Regions from separate parts of the Homo sapiens genome. Here region 1 is linked to region 2. Evidence: read pairs that join two places in POLR2A ChIA-PET (ENCODE). Cell type or tissue: GM12878. All regions are shown on one strand. Links, peaks and the distances in the headings refer to the core of each region. The heading gives the core; the rest is flanking DNA.

Region 1 (12,310 bases), core at 2,368-10,367, 250 kb before region 2:
AGGAATATGGACCCTGGCACCTCCCAGCCCAAGCCCCATTCCTATCCCTGTGGTACCTCATCTCCAGGAGCCACCAGCAGAGCCCGAAGAGCACGGATGGCGGTTGCAATGACCCCATCCACTCTGTCATCCAAGGAGAAGCGCAGTAGGAAGAGGAAACCAGCATCCAAAAGGAGGCTTAAGACACTGCCTGCTAGCCGGTCCCCAAACTCACCAGCCTGGGCCTGAGGGCAGGAGGGTAAAACCTTGCTGAAGATGCTGAAGTTATCTAGAGGCTTTGCCCTAATCCTTCGTTTGCCCCCCTATGATCCTAGGTTGTTAAAAGCACATAGCTGGCTAGTGAGCCAGAGTGAAAAGGGCAGGAGATGGGGAAGTCTGAGGCTGTGGGGTGAAGGGAAGGGTGGGCAGGACCAGGCTGGCAATCCACTCACCCTGCTGATGACCTGGGCTAACACATGCAGTGCCAGTGCTCTCTGCTGGGAAACCTGGCTGCGGGTCAGGTGGAACAGCTCCTGTAGGGAATACCCCGCTCTCTGGGGCAGGGACAAGAAGTCAGAAGCAGCCAGGATACAGCACAGTGCCCCCAAAACACCAAGCAAGGTATCACAGGAAAGACAAAGATAAATAAGTGAAATCTGCCCTGCTTTCCATGGAGCCTCAAGCCGGTAAAGATAAGACTTGCATACAAGTAACCATGCCATGAGGCAGATGCAGAGGAACGTGATAACTGATGTTTAATTTGCGACCGGCGGACAGGAGAGAGAGAGAAGGGAACCTGGAAAATTAAATTGGTCTCAGTGGATGGGTAGAGCTTTGATGGCCTGACATGGAGCAAAAGGCAAAGGCATTTCCTGGAGCGAGTGGAGTCCTGGAGGGCCCTGAGCACAGGAGGTATGTGGGGAGAAGCCAGCAGAGTGGTGTAGCAGGAAGTGAAGGAGGCAGAGCAGCAGGGTCAGCAGGGACAAAAGGTAGAAGGAATATCTTGCCCAGCTGAGACCAGAACCTTATTTTGTGAGCAGAGGGAAGCTGGGAAACTTCTGGAGGCAAGGCATGGCCTGAGCTGGGCCAGAAGAAATCAGCACAGCAGCCCCGAGAGACATGGAATGGCAGGGGGGCGGAGAATGGAGGGCATGGAGAGTGAGCAGACCAAGGAAGCAAGGCCACAGTGCAGGAGGCATCATGAGGAGGTGACAGAAGATCGGCAAATTCTAGCAACTGACCAGAATACGGAGAGAGGATCAAGATTTTGAGCCTAAGAAACTGAATGCCACGCCTGTAATCCCAGCACTTTGGGAGGCCGAGGCAGGCGGATCACAAGCTCAGGAGATCAAGACCATCCTGGCTAACATGGTGAAACCCCGTCTCTACTAAAAATACAAAAATTAGCTGGACGTGGTGGCATGCGCCTGTAATCCCAGCTAGTCAGGAGGCTGAGGCAGGAGAATGGCTTGAACCCAGGAGGTGGAGGCTGCAGTGAGCCAAGATCATACCACTGCACTCCAGCCTGGGCCAGAGCGAGATTCTGTCTCCAAAAAAAGAAACTGAATGCACAGCAAAGGCATGAACTAGAACAGGGCACACAGAAGGTCAAAGGCAGTTGACCAGAGATCCTTTTCCATGGGGTTGTTAAAAGAGCTGCCCCATCCTCTCCAGTCCCATGCCTCACCTCTGCCTCCTCTCCATGGTGGTGCAGACCCAGGTGGGTGGGCAGGTCCACGTCAGGGGCCAGTAGTTCTCCCTGAAGACTGAATCGAGCCTGCATCCTCTAATGGGAAGAGAAAGAGGACTGTGGTCTGGGGGCTCCAGCAACCTTCCCACACCCACTCCCCACCTTTAATCCCAGGCCTTTCAGGACTTAGGTACTGACTCTACTTCTACCAGAAATGGGGCTTATCTGGCCTTGGGGGCCAGGCAGAGTGATGGTAAAGGTGGGTGAGAGCAAAGGAGAGATGCTTCTCAGGCTCTGGGCAATAGAAAGGCCTGAGTTCTGAGGGCAAGAGCAGCAGCTCCTCTCCTGCCCTATCTCACCCACCCCTTGTAGGCCAGGTGGCCCTCCTCACCTCCTGTGTCTGCTGCCGCCGGACAGGGGGCAAGTCCTGGGTCCAGTGGAGCTTCTCCAGCTCGACAGTGTCCATGTGCAGCCATTCTTTCTGAGGGGTCACGGGCAATGCCAGAGCTGGGGAGACAAAGCATGATAGTATTACCCAAACGGCTCAGCTCACTATCCACAGGGGTCCCCACCATCACCCAGCAGCTGCCACATCCACTTCTGTTCCAGGATCTGCCAGCTTCTACCCTCGGTTATGGCTAAATGGCATGGCCCAGGGACTGGAACTCCTGGGGCTGGGGTGAAAGTCTCAAATATGACAGACACACTCCATCCTGGGCTCCAGCCCCTTGCTGACCCCAAGGATTTGTTGGGAGGGGAGAGAGGAGGAGAAGGAGAAGGAAGAAAGAGAAAGAAAGGAGAAAAAGATGAAGAAGGAGGACCACATATGTCAGGAAGGCACCATCTCCACTTTCCAGTACCAGCCCTTAAAGGAGTAGGAGAGTGGGGACAATGAGGAGGAGGCAACTATACTGCTCCTGGGGGGCAGGATACAGAAACAAATCCCACAGCATTTTCCTCCTTCACGCCTACCCCCACCCAACCTGCTCAGCTGGCCTGGAGCTCCTCCGGGGGCATGAGGTTCCTGGCTCTCATAATTCAATTTCTTATTTTGTTAATCACTAATGAAATAATCTAGTTTCTGGGAAATGAGTGCTTCCACTGGCCTCTCTGCTTCTGGTCTGGCATGTTCATAAGATCTTTGTCAGATTCTGCCTCTCTTATTACTCTGGCCCTGCCATCTTTCCCCCAGCACTGTGAGCAGAGAGAGAAAGAACAGTGGGATGGACAGAGCCAGAGCTGGGGCAGCTACAGCAAGGACAGGAAGATAGTCTGCCGGGAGCGGGTGGAGTGGGATTCAGCCATCACGCATTGCTGCCTCTTAAAAGGGAAGGCGGAGAAGGGGCAGTAACAGGACAAGAAAACAGGAAGCATGTGCAGGAAGAAGACATGCATCAGCAATGAAGACTGACTTGAAGCCAATAATGAGGATTAATGTTAGATGTCCAAAAGCACAGAAGCTTCTCTCTTCTCTCATTTGCCAGGCCTAGGAAAAGGGACAATTTCCCCTACTTTTATCCACCAAAATATGACCCCCGCCTCCTGCAAACCTGGGGCTTCTGGCTCCAGCTTGTCTCTCTTCCTGGGCTCACTGGCAAAAGCTGACATGAGGGGTTCCTCCTTGGTGACATTAGCAGAGGGTCCTCCTGGCCTCTGCTCCTCAGAGGCTGTCTCTCCTGTTTGCTCTTGCGTGTGGCTGTGAGATCTCAAGAAAGCAACCAAGCTGGGGTCTAGAGGCGAAGGTAGAGGGGAGAGTGAGTGAGGGTAGATCCTCCCTGGCCTCCTACAGACCTGGAACCCGCTGAATATCGCCTGTCTGTGGGTGCCAAGGACAGGACAAGCTGCTTCCGAGCCTGGGCCTGAGCCTTCTGGGTGCTCCTGTGGCCCATCAATGACCCAGCCTTCTCACACCTGTGGGGTCACTAGGCCCACCTGCCCACCTGCCCACCTTTCCCTCTATCCCTCACAGTCCACTGGCCCAGGTTCCTATGCCTATCCCTTTGGTTTCAGGTCACAGTTCCAATGTAAGTGGCTGTAGAATGAATAAGTTAATGTTGACTAGGGCCAAAAAGAAGGCATTTACAGAAAGAATTTCCTTCTCTTAGCTAATTTATTTATGCACACACACATATATATATATATATATATATATATATTTTTTTTTTTTTTTTTTTTTTTTTTTTTTTGAGACGGAATCTCGCTGTGTCGCCCGGGCTGGAGTGCAGTGGTGCAATCTCAACTTACTGCAACCTCCATCTCCCAGGTTCAAGGGATTCTCCTGCCTCAGCCTCCTGAGTAGCTGGGATTAAAAGTGCCTGCCACCACGCCTGGCTAATTTTTGTATTTTTACTAGAGACGGGGTTTTACCATGTTGCTCAGGCTGTAAATATATATTTTTAAAGAGATAGGGTCTTGCTCTGTTACCCATGCTGGAGTGCAGTGGCACAATCGTAGCTCACCACAGCCTCAAACTCCTGGGCTCAAGCAATCCTCCCGCCTCAGCCTCCCAAGTAACTGGGACTACCGGCATGCACCACCATATCTGGCTAATTTTTTTTTTTTTTTTTGAGACAGAGTCTCACTCTGTCGCCCAGGCTGGAGTGCCATGGCACGATCTCGGCTCACTGCAAGGTCCGCCTCCCGGGTTCAAGTGATTTTCTTGCCTCAGCCTCCCGAGTAGCTGGGACTACAGGCGTGTGCCACCACGCCCAGCTAATTTTTGTATTTTTAGTAGAGACAGGGTTTCACCGTGTTGGCCAGGATGGTCTCAATGTCTTGATCTTGTGATCCGCCCACCTCAGCCTCCCAAAGTGCTGGGATTACAGGCGTGAGCCTCCACACCTGGCTGTAATTTTTTATATCTTTATTTTTTGTAGAGATGGGGTCTCATGATGTTCCTCAAGCTGGTCGTAAACTCTTGGCCTCAAGCAATCCTCTCACCTCAACCTCCCAAAGTGCTGGAATTACAGGGCAAGGCACCATACTGAGCCCTAACACGTATTATACTCTATAGAGGTGCTAGTATACAGTGGGTAACAAGATTGACTGAGTGCCTGGCATTTTGGTGAACAGACACTAGGGGTGAGGCATAGCATAGAACAGTATCACAGAGTAGAAGAGACTATACATATACTAGAGTATAGCTATAATAAAGCATAGTGTATACTATACCAGGGTAGTACAGTTATACATAGCACAGTGGTTAAAAAGTAGGGCCTCGGCTGGGCACGGTGACCATCTCAAAAAAAAAATCGCAGCACTTCAGCAGGCCGAGGCAGATGGGTCGCTGGAGGTCAGGAGTTCAAGACCAGCCTGGCCAACATGGTGAAACCCATCTCTACTAAAAATACAAAAAAATTAGCTGGGTGTGGTGGTGCACATCTGTAATCCCAGCTACTCAGGAGGCTGAGGCAGGAAAATCGCTTGAACTAGGGAGGTACAGGTTGCAGTGAGCTGAGATCGTGTCACTGTACTCCACCCAGGACAACAGAGCGAGACTCCGTCTCAAAAAAAAAAAAAAAAAAAAAAAAAGCAGGGCATATGAGACCAGGTAGATCTGGGTTTAAATCCTGTGTCCTGTGCTTCTTATAAGGTGTGTGACCTGGGTAGAATTTCTTTTAAATTTTAGGCCTCAGTTTCTTTCATAAGTAAAATAGGGTTAATACCACCTACCTCACAGGACAAGTTTAAGGACAGAACTGAATAATGCATTAAAGGTCAGGCACGGTGGCTCATGCCTGTAATCCCAGCACTTTGGGAGGCTGAGGTCGGTGGATCACTTGATGCCAGGAGTTCGAAACTAGCCTGGCCAACATGGTGAGACCCCATCTCTACTGAAAATAAAAAAAATTAGCCAAGCATGGTGGTACACACCTCTAATTCCAGCTGCTGAAAAGGCTGAGGCACAAGAATCACTTGAACCTGGGAGGCAGAGGTTGCAGTGAGCCGAGATCGTGCCATTCCACTCCAGCCTGGGTGACAGAGGGAGACTCTGAAAACAAAAAACAAAAAACAAAAACCAACCTGTGCAATATAGTGAGACCTCATCTCTACAAAAACCTTAAAAGAAATTCGCTGGGGGCCAGGCACGGTGGCTCACACCTGTAATCCCAGCACTTTGGGAGGCACTTTGATCCACCTGAGGTCAAGAGTTCGAAACCAGCCTGGCCAATACAGGGAAACCCCGTCTCTACTAAAAATACAAAAAATAAAAAAATTAGCCAGGCATGGTGGCAGGCGCCTGTAATCCCAGCTACTTTGGAGGCTGAGACAGGAGAATTGCTTGAACCTGGGAGGCAGAGGTTGCAGTGAGCAGAGATTGCGCCATTGCACTCCAGCCTGGGCAACAAGAGGAAAAATCCGTCTTAAAAAAAAAAAAAAACCTAGGCGCAGTGGCTCCAGCACTTTGGGAGGCCAAGGCCAGTGGATCACCTGAGGTCAGGAGTTCGACACCAGCCTGGCCAACATGGTGAAACTCCGTCTCTACTAAAAATACAAAAATTAGTTGGGTATGGTGGTGGGCACCTGTAATCCCAGATACTCAGGAGGCTGAGGCAGGAGAATCATTTGAACCCAGGAGGCGGAGGTTGCAGTGAGCCTACGTCGCGCCATTGCACTCTAACCTGGGCAACAAGACCGAAACTCCATCTCAAAAAAAAAAAAAGGCCGGGCATGGTGGCTCATGCTTGTAATCCTAGCACTTTGGGAGGCCGAGGAGGGCAGATCACCTGAGGTTGGGAGTTCGAGACCAGCCTGACCAACATGGAGAAACCCTACCTCTACTAAAAATAAAAAAATTAGCTGGGCGTGGTGGCAGATGCGTGTAATTCCAGCTACTCGAGAGACTGAGGTAGGAGAATCTCTTGAACCCGGGAGGCGGAGGTTGTGGTGAGCCGAGATTGTGCTATTGCATTCCAGCCTAGGCAACAAGAGTGAAACTCTGTCCCCCCAAAAAAAAAAAAAAATTAGCTGAGTGTGGTGGTGTGTGCCTATAATCCCAGCTACACAGGAGGCTGAAGTGGGAGGATTGCTTGAGCCGTGAAGGTGGAGGTTGCAGTGAGCCGAGATCGTGCCACTGCATTCCAGCCTGGGTGACAGAGCAAGACCATCTCAAAAAAAAAAAAAAAAAAAAAAAAAGCATTAAAGTACTCAGCACAGTGCCCGGAACTCACAGTAAGCCTAGCTCAATAAGTGGTATTCCTCTCCTAGCCTGGTCTCAGCAGGAAAGCCAGGCACCCATACCAAGCTGGGCCAGCAACCGCTGCTGTTCCTGCAGGATCTCCTCAGGAGCCATGGCCTGCAGTCTTGCTATGTTCTCTTCATGGATAGTCTGGGCTTCCTGCTCAGCTTCTTGATCCCTGAGCCCCTTCCCTGTGACCAGATTGGGTCCCTGAAAGCTGTGGCTGCTCCCAGGAAGCTGGCAGCCCTGGTTCCTAGGAGTGGGTGTCTCACAGGTCACGGCACCTGGAAGAAAGGTATGATCACATTCATTGCTCTGTCCTCCAGGGCTCTAACTGGGCTTTTTGGCCTTCTTCTATAAGGCTATTAGCCCTGGAGACAGGTATAGACCCAAACTTTCCTCAGAGTGGAGACCCCACTGGGTCTGGCACAGGGACTCCAGGTGGCTTCTCCACTCACTGCTTCCCTAGTACTTATATGAAAAGGTTTTCCTCAGAAACATCCTAATTTCTGACTCCTCTTAGATATCTAGGCAGGCATCTATAGCCAGGGGCCTGCTCCCAGCTGTTAAGCTAATAATTTGCATCATTAAAGGGATCTTGGCCAACACATTTATTTTACAGTCTCTGCCAGACACTTCTGCCCTATTCCCTTTCTCTTAGGACTGCATAATGGCCTGCCCCACTCCCAGCACCTGAGACCCAGATATGGACCCAAGCCTCCCATACCTAGTATTCTCAGACTACTTGAGATGGCTCAAATGCACCTCTCATTTGAGGCAGGAAGACATATCTTCAAAAATGACCCTATGATTGTGTCTTTTAAAAAGGCCAAGCCCAATCCTCTTCAACCCCGGCTCACCCTCTGGTGGGCCCACGTTGGGCACAACTTCCCCAACTGATGGGCCCTTGGCTTCAGCTATCCTCCTTGCCGCAATTTCCTGGGCAAAGATGCTTCTCTTACCAGATGTTGCTGATTTCCCCTGTGGGGCAAAAAGAAAACCCAGGTTACTGATGCTCATCATCCCACTTTCCTCTCAACCTCTTTATATCAAGGCCTCTGGAACAAAGAGATAAAAGGGGATTTGCTCAATTTCCAGGGATCACAACCCTAGTTCTCAGAAAAAGGAGAGGTCTATAAGAGTAAAGGTCTTAGACTCTGACAGACTTGGGTTGAAGTTCTGGCTCTTCTACCTATTAGATGTGTGGTGTTGGACAAGTTATTTATCTCTTTGGGGTCTCAGTTTCCTCATATGAAAAATGGGAATAAGGACTCCTCATCCCCAAGGTATCATCATGATACCTGCCTTATATGTTTGTTATGAAGATTAAAAGAAGTAATGGGTATGAAGTGCTTAGTATGATCCTGCTTTGTAAATTAAATTGCTTATCATCATTAAAACTACCTGCCTGGAGAAGATGCACTATGAGACTCACCTGTCTGTCTCCTGAGCACCACCTAAGCTTACCCTTGCCTACCTGTGTGTCCCGCGAGCGAAGGAACACAGCAGGGAAAGCAACACCACTGGGCACAGGCAGATTCACGGCCACTGAACTTGTATCTCGTTCCTGTAGCAACAAAGCACAAAGTTGTGAAGCACAATGGAGAAACTTCCCCAGGCTGGACCCGATCCTATTAGCCCAGTTCTGAACGATGAGAACCTCACTCTGGGGGGTTACGGACCCTCCTCCCTTCAGGGCAGTGATTCTAACCCAGCCCCCAACCTGACCTCAGGGGTAAAAGTCTACCTTTCTGAAGCACCCTCCACTGATAAGCCTCACCCACCCCGAGCATCCAATATCCCTGTTGCCCTAGAACATCTTATCCTACTCAGCCAGAGTGAGACGCACAATAATCTTAGTCAAGACAGCAGTGATGTGCTGATCATGCCTCCTCAGCCTCTCTTCTGGGTCCTCATCCTCAGGCAGGCAGTGGCCAGGGCTGGGCCTGGCTCTCTTTGGAGGAGAAGGGACCAAAGCTGGGGGCAAATCTGGGAGATCTGAGAAAGAAAAGATCCCAAACGTGAGTATATGCACACCTTCCTAGGAAGACACTGCAGGCTAGGGAAGAAAGACAGCTGCCATGGGGCCCTGGCTCAAGCTGTGTCATCTTGGGTAAGATATTTAACCTCTTTGAGCCTCATTTTCTTCCTCTGTAAAATGGGGCTGCAGAAACACAGGCTATGCAGTGTCTGAAATAATAATGATGTGTCTGAATCCAACCACAACAGGAAGAGGGAGGGGCCCGAGGCTGTACCCTCTCTACTTCTCAGCCTCACATCCATGGGAACTCACTGTCCAACATCACCACATCCCGATGGTCCTGGAGCGGAGGCCGGTCTGAGTTGGCATCACCACCGCCCCTATTTCCTTTCTTCACCAACTGCACTGCTGGGGCTGCACCAGCTGCGAGAAACTGACTCTGGAAGTGCAGCAGGTCCACCTCGGACTCCCCTGGCTTCGGTCTCGACAGCATCTTGCTGCTCCAGCTGCCTCCCCAGTACGACTCTCTCCAGCAGTGTCTCCGTGTGGGGGTTCCCTCTTATTCATCCCTAAGAGCAAGAAAGAATATGGGCCCTCTGCAACTGAACCCTGATTCTCTTTATTGGGCAACAGCGAAGATCTTCTTTATCCTTGGGTTAACATGAACTCATTCCTCCTCATTCATACCTTACTGCCATTCCCTCTGTCTTCAGCCCTCCCTGATGTCATCAGCCTAGCAACAATATTTATAGCCAACTTAGGTTGTTTACAATCTATAGGTGATAAAACTCTCAGGAACAACCAGCAGGAGACCTGAGGAAAATGTCATCAGGGGCCGAGCAGATAAATGTTGTCATAATGGGGGGGTGATGATTCTGTATCAAACTGGAGAGAACATGCTTGGCCTAAAGGTATGTAAATTATTAAAAACCTTGGGCTGTAAAATATCAATATAAAAAACATTTGTGGCCAGGCGCAGTGGCTCACGCCCGTAATCCCAGCATTTTGTAAGGCCGAGGAGGGTGGGTCACCTGAGGCCAGGAGTTCAAGACCAGCCTGGCCAACATGGTGAAACCCCATCTCTACTAAAAATACAAAAAATTAGCTGGGCATTGTGGTGGGCGCCTGTAATCCCAGCTACCTGGGAGGCTGAGACAGGAGAATCGCTTGAACCTGGGAGATGGAGGTTGCTGTGAGCCGAGATTGCACCATTGCACTCCAGCCTGGGCAACAAGAGTAAAACTCCGTCTCAAAAAAAAAAAAAAAAATTGTATGTCTATGCACTAGCAAAGAACATGCAGAAAATGGAATTAAGAAAACAATTGCATTGGCCGGATGCGGTGGCTCACGCCTGTAATCCCAGCACTTTGGGAGGCCAAGGCGTGTGGATTATGAGGTCAGGAGATCAAGACCATCCTGGTTAACACGGTGAAACCCCGTCTCTACTAAAAATATAAAAAACTAGCCGGGCGTGGTGGCGGGCACCTGTATTCCCAGCTACTCGGGAGGCTGAGGCAGGAGAATGGCGTGAACCCGGGAGGCGGAGCTTGCAGTGATCTGAGATGGAGCCACTGCACTCCAGCTTGGGCGACAGAGTGAGACTCTGTCAAAAAAACAAAACAAAACAAAACAAAAAACAGACAGGATCTCACTCTGTCACCTAGGTTGGAGTGCAGTCTGCTATCATAGCTTACTACAGCCTCAAACTCCTGGGCTTGGGTGATCCTCCCACTTGACACAGAAAGTTAATTTAATTGCCCCAAATCCACAGTAAATGTCAGAAACAGAATCTCAAGTTAGGCACTCAAGCTGCAGAATGTATGCACTTCTCTGTCTGCTCAACCTTGACAATGATAAGTGATCAGAGGCTTAGAGGATAAAAAAGGAAAGAAAAAACAAAAAAAATCAACAAACAGGTCAGCAATCAAATGTTTTGTATCATGATAAAATATGCATATTTCTATTTTTCTCTATATACTGTAAATTTATGTACTTTTTAAACTTGTGATTTGTTATAATGTTAGATTTACAGATTTATATAGATAGTATGAACAGTTTCCATATGTAGTCTTCACCCAGTTTCTCCAAAGGTTAAGACTTTACGTAACCATGGCACAAAGGCAAAAAAGAAATTAACATAGAGACCTTACATTTATTTGTCAACAAAAAGGAATGAAGTTCCAATGCACAAACATTGAAAACATTATACTAAGTGAAAGAAGCTATATGACTCAGAAACATTTTATTTAGTGAAAAGAAAGAAAGAAGCTAGCCAAAAAGGACCTCATATTGTATGATTCTGTTCATATGGAATGTCCAAAATAGGCAAATCCATAGAGACAGAAAGTAGATTAGTAGTTGCCAGGGGCTAGGAGAGCTGGAGGGAAATGGGAATTGACAGCTAATGGGTATGGAGCGTCTTTTTGGAGTAATGAAAATGTTCAACCTTGTGAATATACTAAAAGCCATGAATTGTAAACTTTATTAATTTATTGTGACAGAGTCTGGCTCTGTCACCCAGGCTGGAGTGCAGTAGCGTGATCTTGGCTCACTGCAACCTCTACCTCCTGGGCTTAAGCCGTCCTCCCACCTCAGTCTCCCAAAAAGCTAGGACTACAGATGCACCACCACACTCAGCTAATTTTTGTTTTTTTTTTTGTTTTTTGTTTTTTGTTTTTTGAGACGGAGTTTTGCTCTTGTTGCCCAGGCTGGCGTGCAATGGCGCGATCTCGGCTCACTGCAACCTCTGACTCCTAGGTTCAAGTGATTCTCCTGCCTCAGCCTCCTGAGTAGCTGGGATTACAGGCGCCCACCACCATGCCTGGCTAATTTTTTGTAGTTTTTCAGTAGAGACAGGGTTTCACCATGTTGGTCAGGCTGATCTCGAACTCCTGACCTCATGATCCACCTGCCTTGGCCTCCCAAAGTGCTGGGATTACAGGCGTGAGCCACCGTGCCCCACAATTTTTGTGTTTTTTACAGAGACAGGATTTCACCATGTTGTACAGGCTGGTCTCGATCTCCTGGGCTCAAGAAATCTGCCCACCTTGGGCTCCCAAAGTACTGGGATTACAGGCCTGAGCTACTGCACCTGGCCTGTAAACTTTTAAAATGATGAATTCTGGCCAGGCTCGGTGGCTCACATCAGTAATCCCAGCACTTTGGGAGGCTGAGACAGGTGGCTCACGAGGTCAGGAGTTCAAACCAGCCTGACCAACATGGTGAAGTCTCTACTAAAAATACAAAAAAAATTAGCCGGGTGTGGTGGCAGGTGCCTGTAATCCTAGCTACTCAGGAGGCTGAGGCAGAAGAATCACTTGAACCTGGGAGGCGGAGGCTGCAGTGAGCCAAGATCGTACCACTGCACTCCAGCCTGGGCGACAGAGTGAGACTCCGTCTCAAAAAAATAATAATAATAAAATAAAATGATGACTTCTGTGGTATATAAACTATAAATCAATTATAAAACAAAAAACGCTGG
Region 2 (12,310 bases), core at 2,732-10,731:
GATATATGTAGTAGAAACATATAATGAGAGTTTAGCCTTCATTGTTAATTCTTACTGTAATTTTGGTCTGGAATCCAGAAAGTATAGTTGCCATTCTTTAAGACTTCCAATATCATCCATTATTAATGCATTTAACAAGTGTTTATTGAGTGCCTATGAAGTGTGCAATCAGTGATGGGTAAAACATTACCCTTGCCATCAAAGAGCTTATGGCTAGTCAGACATGTAAACAATTAAAACACGGTGTGGTAAGTGCTGCTGTAGAAGTATGTGTACGTTGTTAATGGAAGCACAGGGGAGGCGACCTAAGTCAGTTCAGAGGAATTAGGAAAGGCTTCACAGGCCAGGCATGGTGGCTCACCCCTGTAATCCCAGCACTTTGGGAGGCCAAGGCGGATGGATCACTAGGTCAGGAGTTCGAAACCAGCCTGGTCAAGATGGTGAAACCTCATCTCTACTAAAAATACAAAAATTAGCCGGGCGTGGTGGTGCATGTCTGTAATCCCAGCTACTCGGGAGGCTGAGGCAGGAGACTCGCCTGAACCCGGGAGGCTGAGGTTGCAGTGAGCTCAGATCCTGCCAGTGCACTCTAGCCTGGGTAACAGAGCAAGACTCCGTCTCAAAAAAAAAAAAAAAAGGAAAGGCTTCACAGAGGAAGGGATGCTTGAACTGTGAGTCCTAAGGCAGGTGGAGAAGAGCTCTCCAGGAAAACAGTGGAAAAGGGGCATCCCTGGCAAGACCATTTACCATTCCCTGTTTAAAATAGGAATTCAGTGCTTCAGACTGCTTTAGATGGCTTTGTCTGTCCTGAAGCTGTGTATGAAAGAAATACTTAGCTGAAGTTGAATGACCCTTGAATGGTCTGGCAGCAAAATGACTGGTGCATATCTTTAGCACCCAAGAGGAGTAGCTGTCTTTGTGCGCCCAGGACCCTAGAGATGCCAGACTCCCCACACTCCTTAGTAAAAGGTCTCTACCTGAGATTATTCTAAAAGCCTGCCTTGTGATTACTCTAGTGTATTAAGCTCTGTGAGTTGCTCTAACATGTGGTGGCTGTGAGTAATCATGATAACAGGAAATTTGTGATTCATGGATAGCTAATTCTCAAATAAAATTTGAAGACAAAAAGGTACATGCCCCTTTTGGGGGGCAAAGAAGGAAATGTCAGAAAGCTTTTATGCAGCTCTTACTTCAGATGGCCTCCTGCTTTGAATTATACTGTTCTTTCTATCTAAAGTAGCCTTCTCCTTTACACCAAATTGTACACTTATTTTTAGGTCCAATTCTGTATTTATCAGAGCCACAGGGCTTTCTGTGACTAGTCCCCCACCTTGAAACCAATATCTTATTGTTATTTTATGTATGTCTTCATTTCCTAAGGATCGGGGTCATGCTCTTTATTTCCTTTACATCACACCGTTTAGGACAGTGTAAGATAGGCAGTAAGTACTAAAAAAAATAAATGAGACTAATTTAAAGATGTCAAATATAGTGCGGGATAAACTTGGACATCCAGGTGAATAAAATAATCAGGAGGAATTTATGACCTCTTTAGAAGAGAGATCAAAACTACGATTAATAAAATGGTGACAAAGAAGTAGAGATGCAGCCTAATTAGGTGTGAAGAACATAAGAGAGAAGAAGTCCACGTATGCAGAAAGCAGTGCTCAGTAAAGGGTTCTTAATTCAGGGGAGACCTAGTTAAAAATATGGCTAAAAGCTGGTGTGAGAGAGCCAGTGGAGGTGGAGATTTAAGTTACATCAAAGAGTAGATGAGTGCTGAGATTTTTATTAAGCTTTTTCAGAGGGAGGGGAGTCTCTTCAGTGGAGTACATTGGAAAAGACTGATTTAAAGTTTTATGCTAAATCAGCTTAGTCTTGGTGAAGTGTGACTTGAAGTTATCAGTAAATACCCAAGTTCAAATCCTGTAGACTTGTCATTTCCTGCCTCTCATCTCTAAGTTGGGCTGTGTTTTCCTTAAGAAGCAAATGTATGTGTTCTTGATAGCTAACCCTCCTCCTCTGAAAGTTTCTGAAAGATTTTTATGTGGAGGGAGCTGGGCTTGTTTTCAAGGACAAAGGATAGAAATGGACCAAAGCCCAGCAGGCAAGATTTAAGTTAGGGTTACAAAAGGATTGTCTGTGCTGGAGGGTTGCTAGATTTTTAAAAAGTAACTGAAGGAGGTATTGAGATCGTCCTCCTCCTTAAGAGCCATTAATCTGATCTAGGTTATATTATTCCTTCTGGAAACAATGGGTAAGATGACTTTCTTCTAGTTGTGTTTTTTTAATTGTAAATCTAATTCTTCTTTCTCTATTTGTTTCCCCAAGTTTTTTTCCTGTATAGTTGTGTGGTGGTACTTCGAGCCTTTTGAGAAGTGACTCTAAGAAGAGTTTGGTTGGGTGGGTTTCATGAAGGAGAAAAAGTGGCAATACTCTAATTTCAGCTTTTGCTCAGTGTTTGAACGCATATATGATTTGGTATTGGGGAAACATACTCATTTTTTTCGAGACGGAGTCTTGCTCTGTTGCCCAGGCTGGAGTACAGTGGCGTGATCTCGGCTCACTGCAAACTCTGCCTCCCGGGTTCAAGCGATTCTCCTGCCTCAGCCTCCTGAGTAGCTGGGATTACAGGCGCGTGCCACCACGCCGGGCTAATTTTTTTATTTTTAGTAGAAACGGTGTTTCACCATGTTGGTCAGGCTGGTCTCAAACTCCTGACCTCGTGATCTGCCTGCCTCAGCCTCCCAAAGTGCTGGGATTACAGGTATGAGCCACCACGCCCGGCCAGTTATTTTTGTTTTTTGTAGAGACAGAGTCTTACGATGTTGCTCAGGCTGGTCTCAAACTTCTGGCCTCAAGGGCTCCTCCTGCCACAGCCTCCCAAAGTGCTGGGATTACAGGCATGAGCCACCATGCCCAGCCCCTGCCTTTCTGAGTAGCTGGGACTAGTGGTGCTTGCCTCTGCGCCAGGCTCCAGTCATTTCTTAGTGTTCAATACACACGCTCTGAGTTCTCCACATAGAATAGATGACTAAGAGTGGATGTCCCTGTGGCCAGCAGCTATGCCCCTCACCAGCCTTTGTGAATGACCTTCAAAGCTCTTGTTGAATTTTCTGTCTCTGAGGTCTCTTGAAATAAGGCTTGTGAAGTGTCTTGAGATCCTCACAACAGGTGGTATACAATGAAAAATGTCAATGTTCTCCTAGTTTTGTTTCTTTGATCACCATTTCATCCCTCCTTCCGGTGCCTGCAGCTGCCCTCAGCCTTCAAAGTGATTCTCACTGGAGAGAGAGGATGCTTCTCTCCCTGGACCCAACACCTCTTCATTTACTGTCTAAAAATAGCCCAGCCTCTTCAGGCTGGGAGTTGTCTTTCGAAACCTCCTCTCACCTACTTGGCCTCACTCATTTCAAAGTGGAAGAGCACTACTGCTTTCCAAGTTTTTCTCTCTTTCAGTTTGCAATTTAGGGCAGGTTCCCTTCTTGGATTTGAGTCAATGTCTTATTTCCTGCTGGTATTTTGAATGTCTTTCATTTGTCACCTGTGTATTTTCATTTCTTGACTGATGAAAAAACAGGTAGAAATGAGGCTTCAGCCTGACATCTGTAACCTCCCCACCAACCCTCTGAGTCTGAAGTTGGGCTTGATGCTGTTATCACTGACCCTTTGTTTGGAGAAAACAGTCCAAGGTTTGAAATTGGGGCTATGTTTATTCAAACTAAGCTTCTCTGAGCACATGGTCTGTCCCACTCATCCTCAGAGTATCCGTTGGTTTTACTTCATGTTCAGACTGCAGTGTTGTTAAAGAAATAAAGCTACAGTGTTTTCAGAAGGATTTGTTATATTATACTTCATGTTCCCACTGCTCCAGGCTAAGCGTCTCCTCTGGGCTCCATTGTTTAATGCAGGACAAAGCCAGGTTTTCTGGCAGCTTCCTTTTCATAGCAATTCTCAGTAGAGGTATAGAATGAGACCTGCCTACCTTCTTGGGTGTTTATTACCCCATTTGTGGATTTTACTTTAACTTCTGTTACCTTAAAAAAAAAAAAAAAAGTTGGTGAGGAAGGCAAGAAATAAAAGTGAGTATGACAGCCAGACTGGGTAGTGTGGATTTTTAGCGTTGGTATTTTTGAATGTCCAGATTTTCCAAATCCTTCCTTCCTTCCTTTCAACAGTTATAGCAACAGGTCCAGTGCTTCTTCATTGGTCACATTATTTTCCTCTGGTTTTGAAGGACACTTAACAGAAGAATGAGTTTACAGTATGGATAGCTCCTCCTAGATTTCAAGGGAGTAAATTCCCCCCTCTCATTTTGTCACAATGTTTGCAATGCTTTTTTTTTGCTTTTTTTTTTTTCCTTTTTTCTTTTTTGAGACAGAGTCTCACTCTGTCACCTAGGCTGAAGTGCAGTGGCGTGATCTCAGCTCACTGCAACCTCCACCTCCCGGGTTCAAGTGATTCTCTTGCCTCAGCCTCCCGAGTAGCTGGGATTACAGGCATGTGCCACCATGCCTGGCTACTTTTTGTTTTTTCAGTAGAGACAGGATTTCAACATGTTGGCCAGGCTGGTCTCGAACTCCTGACCTCAAGTGATCTGCCTGCCTCGGCCTCCAAAAGTGTGCAATGCTTTTTTTGGTTGCTTCCCTATTTGGTAAAACAATGCTGTGGGTTTTTTTGTTTTTTTTTTTTTCTTGCTGGGATTTTAAAGTTTATATGCCTTATCTCTCCTCCTAAAACTGTAATGAAGCTAAAGATATTTTCCTTTCCCTGCTATGCCGGGCATGGTGGTGCACACCTATAGCCCCAGCATCTTAGGAGGCTGAGGCGGGATGATTGCTCGAGCCCAGGAGTTTGAGGCTGCAGTGAGCTATGATGGCACCACTGTATTCCAGCCTGGGCAACAGAGTGAGACCCCATCTTAAAAACAAACAAAAACTGTCTGCCCCTCTGTTTATAATTGAGATTTTAATTTACTTGAAGATCTTAGAACAACCCTTTGTGAAACCATATGGCTGATTTTTTTTTTTCCACTTTGTCAAATGTTCTTTTGGAGAAATCCTGAGAAGAAAGTTTATTTGGTGGTTCAGGATTTGAGTGTTGCTCCTTATTTATCACAGTTCTCATCAGCCTTTGAGACCCATCTTCCTTTAGTGGCTCTTCTGGTCTTTTCTTCATAAGTTTGGCTGATGCTGTTACAGATGCTAGCACTTAAGAAAACAAGACTTTAAAAAATTATGAAATACAGGCCGGGCGCAGTGGCTCATGCCTGTAATCCTAGCATTTTGGGAGGCCGAGGCGGGCGGATCATGAGGTCAGGAGATCGAGACCATCCTGGCTAACACGGTGAAACCCTGTCTCTACTAAAAATACAAAAAAAAAAAAAAAAAAAATTAGCTGGGCGTGGTGGCGGGCGCCTGTAGGCCCAGCTACTCGCGAGGCTGAGGCAGGAGAATGGTGTGAACTCGGGATGCGGAGCTTGCAGTGAGCTGAGATCGCGCCACTGCCCTCCAGCCTGGGAGATAGCGAGGCTCTGTCTCAAAAAAAAAAAAAAAAAATTATGAAATACAACAGACATTAAGAGAGTGTACAAATATAATATTGTATTATAAATAATGATAAATGATTTCCCCGTGTAACCACTGCCCAAGTGAAAAAATAGAACAATGGTAAGGTATTGGCAGTTTCTGAGGGACGTGATGCGAATGTTGTCATCAGGGTGGGTGAGGATGTACTAGGCACTGTGCTAAGCATTTTACATATACTATCTTATTCAAGTTTTACAGAAGTCTACCATAAATACTATTACCACCCCATTTTGTAGTTAAGAAAACTAATGATAAGAGAGGTCAGGTGAGTAGCTGGTAGTTACATAGCCAGTGAGTGGCTAAGCAAGAATTCAAATAGAGGCTTTCTGAACTCCAGGGCCCACACTTAATCTTTATTCTGCATTCCTCCCAGGGAGCCTTCATGTGCACAGCATGGCACTGACTGCAGAAGTGTGCCTAGTATTGCCATAGTCAAAGGGCACATCATGCACTCAGCTTAGAAAAAGGGACAGTTCCCAAAGAGGGGGAAAAAAAAGGGACAGTTCCTTAAAAAAAAAATACTTTGTCCCCAACATTCCTTATAAAAGTCAATTTAATGAATTTCTCAGACTATTATTTTAGATCCATCACTCAGTAACCCTTGTCCATCTATATCCTTACTCCTCTTCCCACCTCCAGCTCCAGATTTCCTGAACTTTTGTTTCTGCTGCCTGTTCTTGTCAGAAACTGTGCAACCTTGGTTCTGTGGGTATGTGAATGTCAGGTTGGCAGGGTGCAGCTGTGTGGTTCCAGATGACCAGAAGCCACAAGCGGTTGCTGCTTCTCTCTTGGGATTGGTTGGGGAGTGAAGGGCAGACCGACGGATGCCTTGGTTGTTTTTGTGTGTGGGTATCATGGGGCTTCAAACTGTTGTGCTCTTTGTTGGCTGGTTGATTTTGTAGCTCATGCTCTTGAGGTGCTCTTTCAGGTCTCTCCCTGTTTTCCTCTGAATTCCACTGTTTTGTTATCTCTTGTTAGCATACAACTGACCTTGTTTTTGAAGCTGTGGAGAGTAGCTGGTGGAAATACCTCTTCCAGTTGGGAAAAAATGGACTTAAAATGTCCCATGTCCAGGCTGACCTGGATGATGACAGTTGGTTGATGAGTTAATTTGAACATGAGCAGAAATGAGGTCACTTGCCTGCCTGACTCCATGTGGCCATGCTGGCTCCAGGTTGCAAAGTTCTTTGAGCAAGTACCTTGTCTTGCCTAATCTCGAATGTCTGTTCTTTTTATTTCTTATCTCAAATAGGCATTGTGATAACATTATAGGTGCAAAAGTATGAGGTCTAAAGGCCTCTGCTTCCCTGTACTCCCTCAGTTTGTCCTGAGCAGAGGGAGCCCCAAGCCAGATGGATTGGATGGAGAACAGCCCATAGGCAGTTTGCAGTTGTGGGCGCGTAGCTGGGAGCATGCTCAGAAACTGATTCTTGGCCTCACGCCTATAATCCCAGCACTTTGGGAGGCCGAGGCGGGTGGATCACGAGATCAGGAGATCAAGACCATCCTGGCTAACATGGTGAAACCCCGTCTCTACTAAAAACACAAAAAATCAGCTGGGCGTGGTCGCGGGTGCCTGTAGCCCCAGCTACTCAGGAGGCTGAGGCAGGAGAATGGCGTGAACCCGGGAGGCAGAGCTTACAGTGAGCCGAGATCGCGCCACTGCACTCCAGCCTGGGTGACAGAGCAAAACTCCGTCTCAAAAAAAAGAAACTCTGATTCTTGCACCTCTACGCTACTGCTTTGGAGAAAAGCAAGCAGCTGCTTGTCAGGACTAAACTTGTAACATGCAGGCCTACCTCCATTACCCTGACATTCATTGGTTGGCTTCTGTTTGAGAGGGCACAGTATCTTTGTATGCCATGATTGTTTTCATATAACATAATAACCTGCTGCTGACTTTTCTCAACATGTCCTTTCTGCTTATGATGTTCTTTCTCCAGGCTGCTTTGGGTTCTCTTGTAAGGCCCGTACAGCAGCTGTCACTGAGATACTGCCTCATGACAAACCTAGAACTGGCTAGTGAAAAGAGCTTCTCAAGAGTTAATATGAGCTGGACACAGTGGCTTGGGCCTGTAACCCCAGCTACTCTGGAGGCTGAGGCGGGAGGATCACTTGAGGCCAGGAGTTCAAGACTGGCCTGGGCAACATAGCAAGATCCCATCTCTAAAAGCTTTTTTAAAAAAATTAGCTGGGCCGGGCGTGGTGGCTCACACCTGTAATCCCAGCACTTTGGGAGGCCGAGGCGGGTGGATCACAAGGTCAAGAGATCTAGACCATCCTGGCCAACATGCTGAAACCCCGTCTCTACTAAAAGTACAAAAATTAGCTGGGCGTGGTGGCGCACACCTGTAGTCCCAGCTACTCGGGAGGCTGAGGGAGGAGAATTGCTTGAATCCACAAGGCAGAGGTTGCAGTGAGCCGAGATGGCGCCACTACACTCCAGCCTGGCAATAGAGCGAGACTCCGTCTCAAAAAAAAAAAAAAAAAAAAAATTAGCTGGGACTTTGGGAGACCAAGGCGAGCAGATCGTTTGAGTCCCAGAGTTCAAGACCAGCCTGGGCAACATGGCGAAACCCTATCTGTAAAAAAAAAAAAAAAAAAAAAAAAATTAGTTGGGCATGGTTGTGCATGTCTGTAGTCCCAGCTACTTAGGAGGCATGACGTGGGAGAATTGCTTGAGGCTAGGAGTTCTAGGTCTAGACTCCCTCCCAGGGCCATTGTGAGATTTAAATGAGATTTAATGAATTTGAAAACACATTGTAAGTTTTAAATAACTTCACAGCTATAAGGGGTTGCTAATACTATCAGTGTCTGAGATATCTAGAATACCAAGGAATTTTCTTCTAATTTGTTAGCAAGATTTTATTCCTTCAAGTTTCCATTTGTGAGAGGTCCTTTTTTGTAGGCTCGCCTCTTCTGTTCCAACATTTTTAATCAGCCTTTCTGCATGGCTTTTTATTGTGAACTATCTTCAGTACCTTTTTCTTGCCAATATTCTAACTTGTATCGATAATACTGACCAAAAGGAAGGCTTAGCAGAAATTCTTTTTGATACTAACTTGTGTGTAATGTATTTCAGGACTATGACTATGATTTTGGGGGGAATTTTTTTAAAATGTCAAACCAGTGAACTCCAGGAGTAGAGGGGAGTCCTAATTTTTTCTTTATCTGTTTAGAAACCACCGGGGTGATGAGCATGCTTTTTAACAGCAAAAGCTTCTCTAGATGTAGAAATAATTTTTTTTCTTTTGGGTCTAATTTATATTGACAAATAATTTGAGAAATGAATTAGCCTTTTGTCTAAGAATTTACAGGCCAAGTGAAAATGTGACGTGTGTTAATTAAATAACCCGTTATTTAAGTTTCTAATGTTGTGACCAGAGTAAAATAATCTATTAAAAAATTTTTTTTTGCTTAAAAAAATAAAGATACATGAAGATGTGAAGATATAGGTGCAATCATACCCTTACACTACTGGTGAAAACATACATTAATCCAACTTTCTTAGAGGACAATTTGGTAATATCTATTAGAAAATTTTGCATATTCATACCTTTTGATTCAGCAGTTATAATTCTGGCATCTTATTCTGTGCAGACACTCATACTGCACGAAGGTGTATCTAATTGAATTTTTTGGTGTTATTCATAAGAGTGAAATTTTGAAGTTATCCAGGTACCTATGAGTAGGGGATTGGTGTACATCAATAAGATGAAATTCCTTGTACCTGCCAGAAAGAATGAGGTTAATCTATATGTACTGATGTGGAAGAGTATACAAGATATCTTGAATGGGGGAAAAAAGCAAATTGTATAATACTTTTTTATGTTAATGATTATTTATATTTTTGTTAAAACATATATATATGTTAGTATATGCATACTAAAAAATGAGGCTATAAATACCAAACTTGTTAATATTGGTTATCTCAGGGAGGGATAGTAGATTATGATGGACTTTCACTGTCTCCATTATATATTTCTGTAATGTTTAAATTTTTCACAAAGAGCCTGCATTATTTTTGTAAGTAGAAAAAAAATAAAGATGGAAGTCTCTCCAATTTAAACATGTGTATTTCATATGTAAATCTAAGATGTTTAAAATTTAAAATCCGTATGCTCATTTTATTAAAGCAGTTATGCACAAATGCTATTGAAAAATATATCTGGTATAGCCGGGCGTGGTGGCTCACACCTGTAATCCCAGCACTTTGGGAGGCCAAGGCGGGCGGATCACAAGGTCAGGAGATAGAGACCATTGTGGCTAACACGGTGAAACCCCGTCTCTACTAAAAATACAAAAAAATTAGCTGGGCGTGGTGGCGGGTGCCCGTAGTCCCAGCTACTCAGGAGGCTGAGGCAAGAGAATGACATGAACCCGGAAGGCAGAGCTTGCAGTGAGCCAAGATTGCGCCACTGCACTCCAGCATGGGCGACAGAGCCAGACTCCGTCTAAAAAAAAAAAAAAATATATATATATATATATATATATATAGGTATAATAAGCTTTTTTTGTTTTTTAAAGAAGTAATAGGACATAAAAATATTTTCTTGAAGATTAATGATTAGCTTGTTGAATTTGAGACAATTCATTTCCTTTTTTCTTTGACATTGAGTCTTGCTCTGTCGCCCAGGCTGGAGTGCAGTGGCAGTATCTCCGCTCAGTACAACCTCTGCCTCCCAGGTTCAAGCGATTATCCTGCCTCAGCCTCCCGAGTAGCTGGGATTACAGGCGTAATCCTGACCTCAGGTGATCCATCTGCCTAGGCCTCTCAAAGTAGATTTTTTTCCTGTTGGGATTACAGGTGTGAGCCACTGTGCCTGGCCAGTTTCTAATATCTTCAAAAATATCTCCTTGGTTAGCTTTGATAAATATTTTTTGATACTTTTTGAAGTACATGTGCTTTCTGAAAAGATTTGTTACAACTAATACAGAAAAGCATAAAGAAGAAGAAAAATTATCCATAATTCCAGCACCTAGAGATAACACTGTTCTGATTATCAAGGGCATTTAAAGCTCTTTTTGATCAACATAGTCGCTTTTATTTTATTTTATTTATTTTTGGGTGGGGGGCAGGGACAGAGTCTCGCTCTGTCGCCCAGGCTAGAGTGCAGTGGTGTGATCGCGGCTCATTGCAGCCTCTGCCTCCCAAGTTCAAGCAATTCTCCTGCCTCCGCCTCCCGAGTAACTGGGACTACAGGCACCCGCCACCATGCCCAGCTAATTTTTGTATTTTTAGTAGAGATGGGGTTTCACCATGTTGGCCAGAATGGTCTTGAACTCCTGACCTTGTGATCCACCCACCTCAGCCTCCCAAAGTGCTGGGATTACAGGCATGAACCACCACGCCCGGCCGCGAACACATTCTTTAATTATAACTTAGGTCAGATTTGTGAAGAGCCATGCCATGCATGTCTTTACTAAAGTCAGGGATAAGAGTGTTCTGTTTGTAATCATGTATGGCACATGGATTATGTTATTCAGGCCTTCCTCTGTCTTTCTGGAAAGGCATCAGAATCTTACTTCCTGCCACAACTTCTAGGGGTGGCATTGATAAATAGTTGAAGAATTCCCTAGGAGGTAAAAAAAACTTAATAAGATTAACCAAAGAGTATTCATAAAAATTTTAAGTTTTTTATTTTAATTAATTAATTAATTATTTCCCAAGACAGAGTCTTGCTCTGTTGCCCAGGCTGGAGTGCAGTGGCACTATCTCAGCTCACTGCAACCTCCGCCTCCCAGGTTCAAGCAATTCTTTTGCCTCAGCCTCCCAAGTAGCTGCGATTACAGGCACGTACCACCATGCCCGGCTAATTTTTGTATTCTTATTAGAGATGGGGTTTCACCATGTTGGCCAGGCTTGTCTTGAACTTTTGACCTCGTGATGCACCCGCCTCGGCCTCCCAGAGTGCTGGGATTACAGGGGTCAGCCACCGCACCCGGCCATGATTTTAAGTTTTTTAAAAATGTTTTTGAGTATTTAAAAAATTGATTCAACAAATATATATTAAACACTGTGCCCTGTGCTATAAGCATACAGTTATATGAGATACAACTTCTGCCCTCCAGGAGTGTGTAGACTGGTAGGAGAGATAAGACAAATCCATAAAGAATAGAAGTTCTTTACAAGGTTCTAAGCAGTGCATGCCATGTGAATGATGCAAATTAGGTGCTGCTGTAAGAGTACGGAGGAGGAAGGAATCATTTCTGGCCAGGCGATCACAGAAAGAATCAGAGGGGATGTGACATTTGAGCTGGTCCTCGAAGGAAAGGTAGGATTTCAGTATAGGGTAGTGGAAGGGAAGGTTAGAAGAAGCATATGAGCTATAAAGCCCCAAGGCTTCTTTCCAGAAAAATGAATAGTCCAGATTGACAGATGCACATGATTCAAATAGGTGAGTAGTAGGAAATAGAATTATGAGAAGGGCAGAGTTCATTAATGCTAGGCTAAAACATTTATATTTTATTTAGTTGACAGGAAGGAGTGACTGAAAAAGTTTTTGGGCAGGGGAGAAACATGGATCAAAGCTATGCTGTGGAAAAATTACACGCTGATGGGTTGGAGGAGGGGAGGAAAGAGTCTATAGTAAGGAAATTGATTAGAAATCCATTGCTATATCCAGGAATGTGTTGAAGGCCTAAACTGGGGTGTTGGCATGAAGTGAGCATTTTGTAGAGAATAGGTTGAGGAAACCTTCCTTCTTCCCTGGAGAGTTTCA

What was found. ChIA-PET counts read pairs that join two places held together with the same protein. Peaks named below come from ENCODE experiments on the same cell type or tissue, not always from the same donor. Only the 100,000 strongest peaks of a DNase experiment are listed, where the experiment ranks them.
Region 1: POLR2A ChIA-PET joins it to region 2 with 17 read pairs; 6 of 35 experiments call an interaction of 5 or more read pairs at or near these places.

What each region holds. Positions count from the first base shown.
Region 1 is chr15:41,527,804-41,540,113 of GRCh38, forward strand. RPAP1 (RNA polymerase II associated protein 1) reads right to left here. Exons shown (of 25, transcript NM_015540.4): 2 at 9,142-9,398; 3 at 8,698-8,846; 4 at 8,326-8,415; 5 at 7,709-7,829; 6 at 6,911-7,132; 7 at 3,220-3,399; 8 at 2,061-2,176; 9 at 1,667-1,765; 10 at 432-533; 11 at 57-224. The coding sequence starts at 9,322. Among named protein-coding and RNA genes, the nearest start is that of RPAP1, 10 kb to the right of the region's middle. In GM12878, for the core only: no CTCF peak of the experiment used is centred there; no DNase peak of the experiment used is centred there.
Region 2 is chr15:41,776,720-41,789,029 of GRCh38, forward strand. All of the region lies in intron 2 of MAPKBP1 (mitogen-activated protein kinase binding protein 1), which reads left to right. Among named protein-coding and RNA genes, the nearest start is that of MAPKBP1, 8.4 kb to the left of the region's middle. In GM12878, for the core only: no CTCF peak of the experiment used is centred there; a DNase peak (open chromatin) is centred at 6,378; H3K4me3 peaks cover 904 bases; H3K27ac peaks cover 1,220 bases.